Linked DNA regions of Homo sapiens: all the other regions are linked to region 4. A link is a contact called in ENCODE Hi-C or POLR2A ChIA-PET data. All regions are on one chromosome and are shown on one strand. The core of a region is the stretch at or near the end of the contact, and the rest is flanking DNA. Distances in the headings are between cores, read along the strand shown.

Evidence for each region. Hi-C counts contacts between places; a loop is a spot of excess contacts on that map. ChIA-PET counts read pairs that join two places held with the same protein, here RNA polymerase II (POLR2A). Pooled maps may share reads with other maps.
Region 1: a loop to region 4 is called in a pooled map, with 6 times the contacts of the local background. The contact joins the enhancer-like site here to the promoter of C1GALT1 in region 4. A Hi-C loop is called at or near these places in 4 of 37 single-sample maps with no recorded cell type and 5 of 50 pooled maps.
Region 2: a map of naive thymus-derived CD4-positive, alpha-beta T cell shows a loop between it and region 4 (17-fold over the local background). The contact joins the enhancer-like site here to the promoter of C1GALT1 in region 4. A Hi-C loop is called at or near these places in 3 of 168 maps with a recorded cell type or tissue (CD4-positive, alpha-beta memory T cell and naive thymus-derived CD4-positive, alpha-beta T cell), 17 of 37 single-sample maps with no recorded cell type and 22 of 50 pooled maps. POLR2A ChIA-PET finds 5 or more read pairs at or near these places in 2 of 52 experiments (T-cell and naive thymus-derived CD4-positive, alpha-beta T cell).
Region 3: a pooled map shows a loop between it and region 4 (7-fold over the local background). The contact joins the promoter of ZDHHC4 here to the promoter of C1GALT1 in region 4. A Hi-C loop is called at or near these places in 2 of 168 maps with a recorded cell type or tissue (ovary and posterior vena cava), 4 of 37 single-sample maps with no recorded cell type and 12 of 50 pooled maps.
Region 5: a pooled map shows a loop between it and region 4 (5-fold over the local background). The contact joins the promoter of RPA3 here to the promoter of C1GALT1 in region 4. A Hi-C loop is called at or near these places in 1 of 37 single-sample maps with no recorded cell type and 8 of 50 pooled maps. POLR2A ChIA-PET finds 5 or more read pairs at or near these places in 2 of 52 experiments (PC-9 and activated naive CD4-positive, alpha-beta T cell).

The regions. Positions count from the first base shown.
Region 1 is chr7:7,814,758-7,817,494 of GRCh38, reverse strand. All of the region lies in intron 3 of UMAD1 (UBAP1-MVB12-associated (UMA) domain containing 1), which reads right to left. Among named protein-coding and RNA genes, the nearest start is that of RPA3, 98 kb to the right of the region's middle. RefSeq lists enhancers at 202-291, 1,160-1,349. Within about 2 kb of position 1,259, at least 3 of the 41 ENCODE cell types and tissues checked have a DNase peak (open chromatin) inside an H3K27ac peak, as active enhancers do.
Region 2 is chr7:7,761,079-7,763,778 of GRCh38, reverse strand. All of the region lies in intron 2 of UMAD1 (UBAP1-MVB12-associated (UMA) domain containing 1), which reads right to left. Among named protein-coding and RNA genes, the nearest start is that of RPA3, 44 kb to the right of the region's middle. Within about 2 kb of position 1,343, at least 10 of the 41 ENCODE cell types and tissues checked have a DNase peak (open chromatin) inside an H3K27ac peak, as active enhancers do.
Region 3 is chr7:6,576,126-6,578,825 of GRCh38, reverse strand. ZDHHC4 (zDHHC palmitoyltransferase 4) reads right to left here and starts at 1,372. Exons shown (of 8, transcript NM_001134389.2): 1 at 1,328-1,372; 2 at 106-260. RefSeq lists an enhancer at 129-744 and a silencer at 1,023-1,352.
Region 4 is chr7:7,181,267-7,183,966 of GRCh38, reverse strand. It overlaps C1GALT1 (core 1 synthase, glycoprotein-N-acetylgalactosamine 3-beta-galactosyltransferase 1), which reads right to left and starts at 1,423. Exons shown (of 4, transcript NM_020156.5): 1 at 1,147-1,423. RefSeq lists silencers at 634-853, 1,074-1,683.
Region 5 is chr7:7,717,310-7,720,009 of GRCh38, reverse strand. It overlaps RPA3 (replication protein A3), which reads left to right and starts at 1,403. Exons shown (of 8, transcript NM_002947.5): 1 at 1,403-1,495. All of the region lies in intron 2 of UMAD1 (UBAP1-MVB12-associated (UMA) domain containing 1), which reads right to left.

The sequences.
Region 1 (2,737 bases), core at 10-2,509, 630 kb before region 4:
GTTTCAAATATATTCCCATTACTCTAGCACCGAAAGGTAAGGAGGTTATCCAAAGTTAGAGCTTTTCATGGTTAAGAGTAATACTTAGATAACAAGTTCTTCTGTCTTTTGTCTAGTCTGACTGTTCCTGCACACATCAAACATTAAATATTTATTGAGTGGCTGATGCATGCCACGCACAGGGAACAATGATGAGTCAACCCGAATCCCCACTTCATGGCACTCCTGGTCAGATGTACAAGGTGTTAAGGGACCAGAGGGGAGACTAAATGGCATTGAAGATGAAAGATATTTGAGCAGGGGTTTGAAGGATGAACAGGAATTTGCTCAGTGAACACAAGACGTATGGGATAAAGTTCTTCAGAGAAGTGACAGAAATTGCACAAACTTCAAGAGAAAGGAATATACTCAAGAAATGGTAAGAAACTCTGTATGGTGACACAGAACAGACCTGAACGTTTACACAGAGGAGCAGGACCAGACCACGAAGGACCATATATGCACAGTAGACACAAATTACTGGATTTTATCCTACAGGCAGCTGAAGAGCCTCTGATGCCATCAAGTAAGGCAACTACATGGTCAGATTTGTGGGTGAATGGATTGAATGAAAGTAGGACTGGGCATTAAGGGCTATTACAAAAACTCTTTGTAATAATCCATGTGAAAGATAAGGCCAGAACCACTGTAGTTGCAGTGGGGAGGTAGAGGAAAGGACAGATAAGCAAGGTAGCCAGAGGAGGTAGAAATAAAGTGATTGGTGATCAATTGGGTTGAGAATGAAAGAGGAAGAAGTCAAAGATAATTCCCAGGCTTCTGACTTGAGAAGATACACCTCCATGCCAACTCATTCTATCAGCTTTCCTTTTGGACTTTGGCTCACTCAGATTGGTCACTGCTGCTTTGCCACATTCTCTTTGTCCCAAAGAATGTCCTTGAATGCTACCGACACTGGTGGCATATATCCCAAGGCAGTCATTCCCACCTCTGAGTGGCGGTGATAAGAGAGAAGCACCACTTCTTCCTCTCCCGGCCTCATCTCTACAGCCTTCAGCAACTAACAGCAGCAATCTTTTATAGAACACTCAGTTTAGTTCTGCACACAAATCATTGAAGTCAATATATAGTTATTGTGGACCTCACAGGAGAAGGCACTACGGAAAAGAGAAGCAAAGTGAAACAGCAGGTTTCTGCAGCGTTATTTATATAGTGGAGACAGGAAAACAACACGATGCAAAGCATAGGTTTTGTGGTTAGTCAGGCGCAAGTCTCAATTCCGGTTCCATTAATGTTACTGTTTTTTTTGTGACCTTGGGAAATGGGTATTGTTGAGCCTTGGTTTCCTCCTCTATAAGATATATAGATAATATTGCCTACCTCGTCTGTAAAAATTAATGAGTTAATACATGTAAAGGTCCTACCAGCATTGTGCTTAGCTTATCCAAGATTTTTTTTTAAATTAATGTCCTTCTTTATTTCTTGTCCCACTATGACTACTCAAAGACTTCGTGGCCCTAAATAGAATCCAGGCATCACTAATGAATGCTTCTCTCTATTTGTCCTCCCCCACCTCCACTGATATCTATTGTTGGACAAATGAACCTTCTAAAAGCAAAATAGGTTGATATCTATGTCAGAGACCTCTTGTAGCCTACCCAATATTCATCCTTCCTTTCATCTTTAATAGAATCCTGATTTTTCTGGGGGTAGTAGCAAAGTACCAAGCTAAAGTAGGCTCCTTACCAGGCTCCCGTGCCACTAGGGGTGGCCATATGTTATAATATGGCCAGTAAAACTGTTAGAGATTTTTTGAAAAGTTTCTGGACACAGTTTTATTCTCCCTTTGCTGTCTTCCTCCTTCCTGCTTCCTGGAAAATAGATATGATGGCTGGAGCTGCAATAGCTAACTTGCAACTATGAGGAACTATAGGACTTTGGTCTTAACATTCCTGAGCTCCTGAATCAATACTTTAACTACCTTCTATGAGACTTCTTGTCACATGAGAAAAATTAAGCCCCAAATTAAACCCCTGCCTTTTACTGTAACTCTCAATTGAGCATAATTCCTAAATGATTTAATCAATTCTACTCTACTCTGGCATGATTTTTAAGGCATTAACCATAATTTCCTTCCAATCTAAAAAGAAACTAATACTTACTGAGTATCTAGTATACATCAGATACTGTGTATATAGACATACAAATAAATATTACATATTGACTCACCAAATTCTTATAGTAACCCTGTACAATAAGTGGTAAAGCCAAGATCTGAGCTACAAGTCTGTCTGATACAGTTCACATTCTTACAGCTATCCATACTACAGCAAGGGTTATGAAAATCTGCCACTGTGAGGAACCATCACTCCCGAGACAATCTTTCTCTCTAAGTTAGAAAGGCACTTGTCCTACATCCTCTATACTGATATCAAAAATCCAACTGGTAAGCCATCTAAAAAGCATATCTAGGATTGAAAGTGTATACAGAAGGGAGACCATGAAGTGGCTGATGTGACAAGTAGTGAGACTTGCAAGATGCCTGCGGTACACCCTGCCCGAAAGCAGCTTGGCAAGGTTGATGACCTGGAAAGGAGGCTCCTTTCACCTGCATCTTCAAATCAATAAGGACCCTGAAGAAATCACATCGCACTGGAGGTAAGTGTGTAGCTGACTGCCATACTCCACCTGAGGCATGGGAGAGACAGGTTAAGGAAGGTACTCAATGTCACACACGTTC
Region 2 (2,700 bases), core at 94-2,593, 580 kb before region 4:
AACCTGAACTGTTTACTTATTACATAAATCACTCTACTATTTTTGTAACTAATTTTGCAGTTTTAGTAGAGATGGGGTTTCTCCATGTTGGTCAGGCTGGTCTCAAACTCCTGACCTCAGGTGATCTGCCAGCCTCAGCCTCCCAAAGTGCTGGGATTACAGGCGTAAGCCACCACGCCCGGCCTAAATTTCAATCTTAAATATATTTAAATTTTTAAAATTCAAACGTCTTTGTTACTCCAATGACTGGAAAAATGTCATTGGCTTTGCATGTTCTCATTTATAAATGAGAGCTAAACATTGAGCACACATGGACATAAACACAGGAATGACAGACACTGTGGTCTACTGGGGGTGGAGGAGGGAGGAGAATGTGGGCTGAAGAACCACTTATTGAGTACTAGGGTCACTACCCAGGTGATGGGATCCATACCCCAAACCTTAGCATTATGCAATAGTCCCATATAACAAACTTGCGCATGCACCCCTTGTATCTAAAATACAGGCTAAAATTTAATTGAAGAAAAATTAATAAAGAAATAATTTTAAAATGTCATTGGCTTTAATTAAATAAAAAGCACTTCAATTAAATATCAATTATCCATATTTAATATTTTAAATACTACCTATGTTTATGACAGTAATATACATTTTTCCCTACTAGGCTGTTTATAACTTGTATCCTATGCTCAAAACATTTAAAAATATAATTTGGCTAGAGAATTTCAGGATATTTATTTCCTAAATACTAGGTTTCCATAAACATAAAACTCCTGTTTTATATCATTGTTTATTTAATATCACTCTGATATTCTCTATTTTCGTTTAAGAGTGCCGGCTTAAAAGCATTTAAAACAATCAAACCTGCTAAAATTAATGTTATTCAATGCATTTTAAATTAAATCCATTAAATCTTACATATATGTAATGTGCTTTCAACTCATGAAGCCTTCGACGAAAACAAATTCTAATCCAGCCCAGGAAAGTGAAGAGTTAAGTGTGCAATTTAGGAAAGAAATATGGCAAGTCCATATATGTGACTCAGTCTTCGAGTGATGTTTATATCACTCTAAGACAGGGAATCCTGTCTCTGTCTGCACTATATTATGATCCTTGTCATCGCCTGCCCTGGAGCAGTTGCATATGCATCTACTTCTCCCACTAAGCAAGTCTCTCTTGAAGGGCAGAAGCAAACGAAACCTTTGTAATTTCCATGAGGCATCCCATAGCAATTTGCACAAAGCAGTCACACAATCAATGTTAAGTTATCAGAAGAGCAAAGTTCTTGACTTTGCCTTAACACACAAGACCCACGAAAAATGAAAGGAAAAGTAACTTACACACATGGGGTGGGGTTAGTGGTAGTGGTGGTAAGAATGTTAGCAAGAAACCTCGAATGAAAATATTAAAATGTGTTGTGACTTAATCAGTCACTGATGTACTTAAACAAGAGTCAAGATTTTTTTTTAAGTAACTTTTCATACTTCCCAAGTTAGAAGCTGGGGAAGCTTCATTATTTTGTTTGAAAGTTCTCCGAATTAGACACACCCATATGACACAGCCAATGTAAATAATTTGTTCTCCTGGTGTTGCCACTGCTGAACAATGATGAACGGATCAACAGTACAGATATTCCCCAAGGAAGAGTGACCTACTGTGTAAAAAATACATCCCGAAACAAGGAACTGTATTTAGGATAGGTTTCTACTTTCTGAATTCTGGCACGCCCTTAGTCCCTAACTGCCTATGAATCAGTCTCCTGAAAAACCTGCAACTGATCTTTCAAAAGCAATGCAATTCAATTAAACAAACATTTATTGAGCGCCCACTGTATAAAAAAGCACAAGAATGGAAACTGAGGGAAAAGGGCCTGCAAAGGAGACGGATAAGAAGCAACGTTCAGAATAGAAAGAAAAGATACAGAAGAGAGGGGTGTATGGAATACAAAAGAGGAACTGGTCAACATTCTCAGATGTCACAAGGGGGGAGAGCTGAGATTCTAGAAGAAAAGGTATCAAAATTCTTACTAAGTAAATGCAAACAATTGGGATCAATAAATAATAAGATGAGTGTCTTTCCATGTAAAGAATGATTCTGCCTTATAAATCTATTCCCCAATAATAAGTTCTAGTTCTATTAATGTCACTACTAACCTCCCTACCATCCAAACTTGAGATTTCTTCCTTTTCCTTTTAATAAGAAATGTGATCCGTTACCAAGTCCTATTACTCGCACCCACAAAATTTGTGTACTGCACAAGGATGTGAAAAGGAGAGGAGCATTGAAACCAAAGACATATCTTTAATAATTTTCCAGCAGATGGCAGTCAAGTGTCTTATTCTAATAAACATATTACAACAATTTTCTAACAGATGGAAGTAAAATGTCTTAAAGAAGTGGTACTTTTTTTTTTTTAGTTAGGTCTCACTTTTATCACCCAGGATGGAGTACAGTGACACGATCACAGCTCACTGTATCCTTGACCTCCTGGACTCTGGTGAGTCTCCTAAATCAGCCTCCCGAGTAGCTGGGACCACAGGCACATACCACCATATTGGCTAATTTTTTGTATATTTTGTAGAGACAGGGTTTTACCGTGTTGTCTGAGCTGAACTTGAATTCCTGGGCTCAAGCAATCTGCCCACCTTGGCCTCCCAAAGTACTAGGATTACAGGCGTCAGCCACCGTGCCCAGCTGGGG
Region 3 (2,700 bases), core at 123-2,622, 610 kb after region 4:
TAATGCCAAGTGAGATAACCAAACAAGAAGCTATTCATGACATGATAGGTGAGAGTAAACAAACAGCAGCAATTCTCACGGGGTGATTCAGGGTACCCAGCCTACATTTCTCTTGGTTGGGTAATTTTCAGCCGGCAGCTCTGGCATTCCTCTTCCCAACATTCACAGATAATTCAAACAGCAGCTCCTCTTGGGCAGCAGTGTGTGCCTGGCATGACCAGTAGCTGCCGGACATGGTTCTTCCAGGAGCCTGGATCTGGCTGCAGAGACAGATCAATTCAACACCCACATAAGACGACAAGAGTTGCAGTCAAAGGCAGAATACCTGTGGAAAAGGATTTGGAAGTAGGGGATTTTCAGCACCCCCAGCATGAATGGGTAAGACTTTGGGAGAAATGGCCCAGACTAAGTTGCTTAGGCCTGCTCCCAAATCTTTGGGAGGCCCAGGCAGGAGGATAGCTTGAGGTTAAGAGTTCGAGACCAGCCTGGGCAACACAGTGAGATCACTGTCCCTACATAAAAATTTAAAAATCAGTGGGGCGTGGTGGCCCGCGCCTGTGGTCCCAGCTACTTGGGAGGCTGAGGTGGAAGGATGGCTTGAGCCCAGGAGGTCGAGGCTGCAGTGAGCTGTGATCGTGCCACTGCCTTCCAGCCTGGGCCATAGAGCTGGACCCCATCTCTAAAAACAATAAAAGAGGCCGGGCGCGGTGGCTCACGCCTATAATCCCAGCACTTTGGGAGGCCGAGGCGGGTAGAACACCTGAGGTCAGGAGTTCGAGACCAGCCTGACCAACATGGTGAAATCCGTCTCTACTAAATACAAAAAAAATTAGCTGGGCGTGATGGCGCATGCCTGTAATCCAAGCTACTGGGGAGGCTGAGGCAGAATTGCTTGAATCCGGGAGGCGGAGGGTGCAGTAAGCCGAGATCGCGCCACTGCACTACAGCCTGGGAAACAAGAGCGAAACCCCGTCTCAAAATACAATAATAATAAAGACTTTGTGAGAAACAGCTAGTTGGGAAGAAATAAGCCAAGTCGGTAGCCTTGGGTCTCTCCCCGCCACTCCCCATTAGGGCCTCCCGAAGCCACCCCCATCCAAGGCACCTCCTGGGCGGGCCTGGTCGGAGATTTCCCTGGGGGCTGGAGCCCTGGTAGGGGGACGTGGAGTGCAGCAGGCTCGGAGGGGACACCGGGGCCGCCCCGGACTCGGGCGAGGTGGGGGTGGGACGGCGGCCCTACACACAAGGGGAAAGGGAGGGTCAGAGGAGGAGACTGACGGTCCTGGGACAGCCCAAGCTTCCCACAGCCCCGCGGAGGCGGCCTTACCGCCAGCCGCTGGGCTCCGGCGCCTCCCGGGCGCGATACGAGACTTCCTGCGGGCTCGTGACATCAGCACGGCGCCCCTGAGGGGCTGACTTCCGGCGGAAGTGTGCGAGGGCCGCCGCGGGTTGCGGGGCTGGAGTAACAGTGACCTCCCCGGCGCCCTCGCAGCCAGCCTGGGGACCTCCGTGGCCGGGTGTAACCGCTGGGAAGTGCGATTTTATTTTATTTTATTTTATTTTATTTTATTTTATTTTATTTTATTTTATTTTATTTTATTTATTTTATTTTATTTATTTTATTTTATTTATTTTATTTTATTTATTTTATTTTATTTATTTTATTTTATTTTATTTTATTTTATTTTATTTTATTTTATTTATTTTATTTTATGTATTACCTATTTTCTTATTTACTTATGTATTCGTTCATTCATTCAGAAACAGCCTCGCTCTGTCGCCCAAGCCGGAGTGCAATGGCGCTATCCTAGCACACTACAACCTCCAACTCCTGGGCTCAAGCAATGCCTCCTGCCTCAGCCTCCCAAGTAGCTGGGACCACAGGTGCATGCCACCACACCCGCCTAATTTTTTTTTTTTTTTTTTTTTTTTTGTAGAGACGGGTGTCTCACTATGTTGCCCAAGCTGATCTCGAACTCCCGGGCTCAAGTGATCCTCCCACCTCGGCCTCCCAGAGTGTTGAGATTACAGGCGTGAGTCCCTGCACTGGGCTGGAAGTGGGATTTTAGAGCAGTATTGCCAGGAGACTTACAGGAGGACCGACCTGGGCCTGGTGGGGGCGATCATTCTGGGGCTGTGACAGGGACTAAGCTGCCCTGCGGCCTGCACAGAGACCAGTCATGTCCCTGCTCAGAGCCCAGCAGGGGGATCCAGGTGGCCCAGGGCAGTCACACTTAGGGGGCTCTCAGACTATGTCTGTGTGGTGGACAGAGTTTGCTTTCAGCCACCCACACTGTTGAGATCTAGCAGAACATTTCCAGCATCTTCCGTTGCAGAAGCGGGCAGAAAGCACAATGTGTACCCATCAGTCAGATTCCGCTCCATGTGTGTCCTTGCTCCTGATGACAAGGACATGTTGCTCTGTACAGCCCTAAATATCCTCGGGGCAGTGACAAATACTTGACCACAAACGTTGAGGATAAAAGGGAAGGGTGTTTGATGCTAGGCAGGCTTGGGGTAACAAGAGCTGCTTCCAAACATAGCCCTGAGAAGGCCCTGTGGGGTGTCCTTTGCTCTGACCATCTCTGAATCAGCTGAGGCCAGGGTCTATTCCTGATGCCTCTGAAGACCTGAGCCAGGCCTGTCCTCCTTTGAGGGGAAATGTCTGATCTCCAAACACTGGCCTTAAAGCTCTTCTCT
Region 4 (2,700 bases), core at 174-2,673:
AGAGCTATGTTCTATGCCCAACTTTTAGTAAGTTAACATATTTCTCTCCCTTACACATCGGCCAATTATTCATTGATTCATTATGGTTCTAAATTTATAACTTTTAAATTCATAATGAAATCAATCCATGGTTAGCACAATAGTTTTCTATCTTAAAAAAGCGTTAAAAGGAAATACAGTAGTATGTACAATGGATATAGAGAACTAGGTTAGAAATCTTGAGAATTTTTCCAGGATGTGTGGGTTTTTTGTTGCTGATACTGTTGTTTGCTTTAAATGCGGGGTGGTGGGGGGTGGGGAGACGGTAAGGACCAGGAAAGAATAAATCCACAGCGCTAAATTATGGTCATCTTTTAAGAGTGTACGACTTACCCAAATTCAAAGCAAATGGACAACTTGTCAACACCTACTAATTCCATCACAATTTGTTGGGGAAAAATGGGGTGCAGAAGCAAAAAAAAAAAATTTAATGCCTTTCTTCCTCCTCCATGCCCCGAATGCCCCAACACACACGTATCTGCTTCACTCTGCGGCAGGGAAACTTAAAGAAATAAATCAGCTACAGACAAACCTGATGATCCAAGCTAGACCCAAGCAAGCTCCAGGCACCTCTGGAAGGAGCCCGCTCGCTGGGCGCTCAGGCGGCGCGGCAGCCGAGTGGCTCCCCGGCGAAGGTGCCCAACACCTGGGCGCCCAGTCCGGCGGGACCCACAGGTCTGCGGCGGGGCGGGGAGGGCCCGGGAGGAGGGACTGGGAGGGCCCGGCGGGGCAGGACCGCTAAGTGGTCCGGTCCGGGCGCACTGCGCGCCCCGCCGCGCCGCCAGGCAGCGCGCGAGCAGAAGAGGGGCGCGAGCGGGCACAAGGGAAGGACCCACGACGAAGAGGAGGGTACATGTCCACAAAATTGAGGCCGGGTACGCAGCCGAACGCTGTGGCAGATCGCTAAGGCTCCGGGAGCGGGAAGTCCTCGCGCCTTCCTCAGGAGCCCGGACGACCCCAGCCCGGCTTTGACCCCGAGACACCTGTTCCGCCGCGCCCGGGGTTTGGTTCCATCCTCCACGCTTCCCCACCAACCCGGAGAGGGGGGAGGGCGAGGGGAGACGAGACCTTGGACCCGTAGCCTGAGGGCGCCTCCGCCGGCCATACCTGACATCAGCTGCGGCTCCCTCTCGCCCCTCCTGGGGGGCGGAGAGGGGGACGACTTGGGACTGGTGACCTTTGCTTCTCTGGGCAGCCGCAGAAGTGGCTCGTGGCCGCTAGCCGAGGCCGCCCGCTGCCGCCCAGATTATTCCCCGGCAGCGGCAGCACAGCGGCGGCGGCCAAGGCGGGCCCAGCGCGCGCTCCCGCCCGCTCGCTCCGCCCCTCCCCGCAGCGCGTCCAGGCCGTGGCCCGCCTATGGCGCAGCCGCCACCCGAAGTCTCCTGGCGCTGACGTCTCCGCCGCCGCACCAGCCCCAGGGAAGGGCGGAGCGGGAGGGGCGGTGGGCGGGGATACGGCGACGTGAGGAAGCGGGGATTGGCTGCCGGGTGCACGCTCCGCCCTAATGCGAAGGGGTCTGGGAAGTCGGATCTTGCACGAGCAGTAGATTTTGTTGTATCCCCCTTGCGGCTTGTGTCTGCTACTCTCCGCATTTCTGATCCTGCTGTAAGGTTATGCACTAGCTTCAAGACCTTGAGCGGGACGAAAGCAGGGTAACAATAGGGAGCGAGAAAGGGGATGCTTGAAGGACCTTTGTCTGAGGTACAGGCTCTAACCCTGCAGGACTCTTGTGGCCTGTAGCCTGCTCTTAACCCGTTCATTTGTTTTTCTGTTCTCTCCCCGTGCTCTCTTTACTCAGTATCTCTCTGGGCTTAATAAAAGGAAGTAATAAGATGAAGTATGCATACGGGTGCTGGGTCATCATGTGAGAACCAGGAAGAGCTGAGAACCGAGATAATGATACCAGAAAGCTTTCTATAGGCACATTTCGTCTTTGGTTCTGTCAGCACTTCGGTTCTGTGGGGCAATGGCCGGAAGAGCTTCTTAGGGGCGTAACAAAACCTATCTCCCCTTTCGCTGGGCTCTGAATAAGGAAGTTGTCTTTGGAATAGGGGGAGGAGGCTGCCACCTGTTGAGGCAACCCCACAATAGTCATGAGGTGAGGGTAAGGTTTAGTCTTTACTGGCGTTAACCATTATCTACAAGACCACGTTCCAGAATAGGAAAGCTACCCTGCTTCCTTTAAATGCCCTATCCAAGCGGTTCTTTAGTACTCTACAGCATGGTTGTTAAAGAGTATGGGCTCTGAAATCAGACTGCCCGGGCTGGCATCTTGGTCCCTCCACCTATTGGCAAGTTACTTAGAATGCCTGAGACAAATAATAATATACATTAGTTATTGTTATTTTTCCTTTAATTTGCTTAGGTTCAGCTGTAGTGTAGTTTCTCAGGACATTGCATCAATATATCCAAAAGAATTGTGAAACATAAAGCACATGTAGTGATTCTAATACAGATGTCTCATTTTTCAGATGACAAAACTAAGGCCAGAAAGATAAACTGATAGGTCCATGTTAGAAGAGAAGTGCAGCTATCCTGATGTCCAGGTTATTGCTCTTTCCTTGGCTCATGGGTCCAGACTTCTCTGCCTTACATGATTACGTCCATTCTCTACTCCTCCCCAACTTGTATACAGTTGTTGCTCAGCCTCCTCCCCCTCCA
Region 5 (2,700 bases), core at 154-2,653, 540 kb before region 4:
GAAACTTTATTCCCTTCAAAAATAAAGGCTCAAGTCCAAGTCAAACTGAGTACTTATTAAACACCTTTAATGTTCAAGACCCAGGGAGGTACTTCTCTGAATATGGAAAGGTTAGTGTACCACTTAAACACAGTACACTGATTTACCATCTCTTGTTTGTACAGAATTAAATAGTCTAGACAATTTAATTATTTTAATTGATCAGTGTAAGTTGTTGTGAACAATTCAGAATAAAAGCTCCAAGTACAAGTACTTTCTTTCCACATTATTCTTCTCATCTTCAGTTCACATATGAAAACTAAAGCCTCCTAAACTTAAGATTATAAAGTACTGCAAAGTACAGTAGTCACTAACGTGAAAAAAAAAACTACTACTTTCCATGGCTGTCTATAGCTCAACTCTCTGAAAAATATACAGTCGGTTTGAAGTCTTTTGTGAAATCCCTTGTGAGACTCTACTGTTGACTGTGGTTAGAATACATTCAAAAGTATAATCAGATTGCATCATCACCATCACCTGCTCAGAGGCAAGTTGAAGAAACATGTGCTCATGAGGCTGAAGCTGGCTTATTGTACTACACTCTCATGTGGGCTTGCCAGAGAGATTAGTCACCATTTTGCAGCTGGTTTCAAATTCAGTTGCTGCGATACAAGTGCAGATGCAATGGCTTACCCTAATTATATTGCTCCAGTTTAATCTTTCCATTTGTAGCATACTATATACTGGATCAAATTCAAGACTCTGGATTGGTTTCAAATAGAAGAGATTTCAAAATCACACATTTGTTATCCTCTCCTAAAGCTTGCTGATCATATTTCATCATTGTATCTGCTAGATCTTCTGAATTCACCCTAAAGGTGTTTTTAGCTCTCTAAACCATCACTAAATCTTGATAATTAATAAAAATGCAGAAAAAAACAGTTCTTAAAGCTTTTTTTAACACAATAAAAGGAAAGTTATGTCATCTCCAAAAATACTCATATGTTTTTTAAAATTTCAATTTTCTTCCTCTTTGGAATTAAATATATGAGCAAATTCTAAGGAAATTAATTGTAATCAGTGGTTTCTAAACTTAACTGATGGTCAAAATCACTTGGGAAGCTTTAAAACACACATACATTTCCCCCACTTCACCCTGTACCTGTTGAGTCATAATTTAAAGAGGTTTCTTTTTAAATTAATCTAGAAGTTAAATAAAGCTAATGCTGGTATTGCTTCTGAGAGTCAGAAAGAAAAAAGAAAGGTTCCTGCCTATCTCATGCAGGTCTTTTTAACTGCCTGCTACTGTCCATATTTAATAAATGCCATCTGTCAAGAATGATGTCTATACAAAGAGATGATGTAATCAGAAGAACTTTAAAATAAAAGAAAAAATAAAATCCTAGCATCATCAGATCCACAGAAGCTACTCAGATAAGAGGCTCCAAGAGGACATTTTTGGATGTGAAAAACAATGAGAAGGAGGACAACACACATTTACAATCGTCTTAATTTTGTAAGTATCTGTTTGAATTTGTTGGATACATAGTTTTTTCCTTCAAAATAACTTAAAGGTATTATTTTGAAGACACACATAGTCAAGTTTAGATTATGCATTTTTACTCCGTTCTTATTCATTTGTTCCATGCTAGTGCTGGGAATATGGTGGTAAGAACAGACAACCCATGCCCTCACTATGCATACAGTATCATCGATGGCATTATAAAAATATCAAAATAGTTTTATGGTTAAAATAAACTATAAGAAATTCACATAAGTATATTTCAAAATACCCTTGGGGATAAAAATAACACATTCAAGTTACAGCTGACACATTATTTGGAAAAATCACTCAAGTTCTGCAATTTCTTCTTCCCAAATTAATACCAGTTTTACTTTCTTATCTGATCTAAAATTTATAACTTATTATACAACAATGTGAAGTTAATAAGTGAATGGTATATCACAGGTTATTCAACACACTGCTAAAATTAAAAATCATTGTGTCAATTCTAAAAACTAGATTTCCCTAAACTCTAAAAGCTACACAACTATGACAAACAGAATCTACAGCACTCTGTGACTCTTAATATTACAATTAAACATCAAGTTTATTAATAGAAAAGTTTGGTAAACAGATTTTCACATGACATAATGTGTCAATTTGATAATTATGGCCAATCATAAACTTAAGCATAAAAGGTGATGGTAAGATAAAAACAAAATCTTGAGGACAAAATTTCAAACTCATGCTCTCATCCAGGCCAGAGTTCCTGAACTATACAATGACAAACTAACTTCTTTGTTAAACTGCATTTTACTCTTTACAAATACAAGTAGTTTTCCAAATACTCCATGCTGTTGATGCCCCAAAGTGGGAAAAACAGATGAATTAAATAAATAGAGGCCATGTTAGCCAATGTGATTGAGACCATTTCTTCATTTAATAAAAAAATCAGTTAAAGTGGGAAATCATAAAAAATACATGCATACCTTAAACATTTTACTTCAAAACAATAAATCATATTCATTTAATAAAGTAAATACTTCTGAAGTAGCAGAGTTGTCTGAGGTAAATACCTGAGGTTATCGTCTCACGCCAAAGAAACTGAAGGACGAGGACACACAAGGAGTGAGTTTAAGAGTGGAGTTTTAATAGATGAAAGAAACAGGAGGCTGGGCGAGGTGGCTTATGCCTGTAATTCCAGCACTTTGGGATGC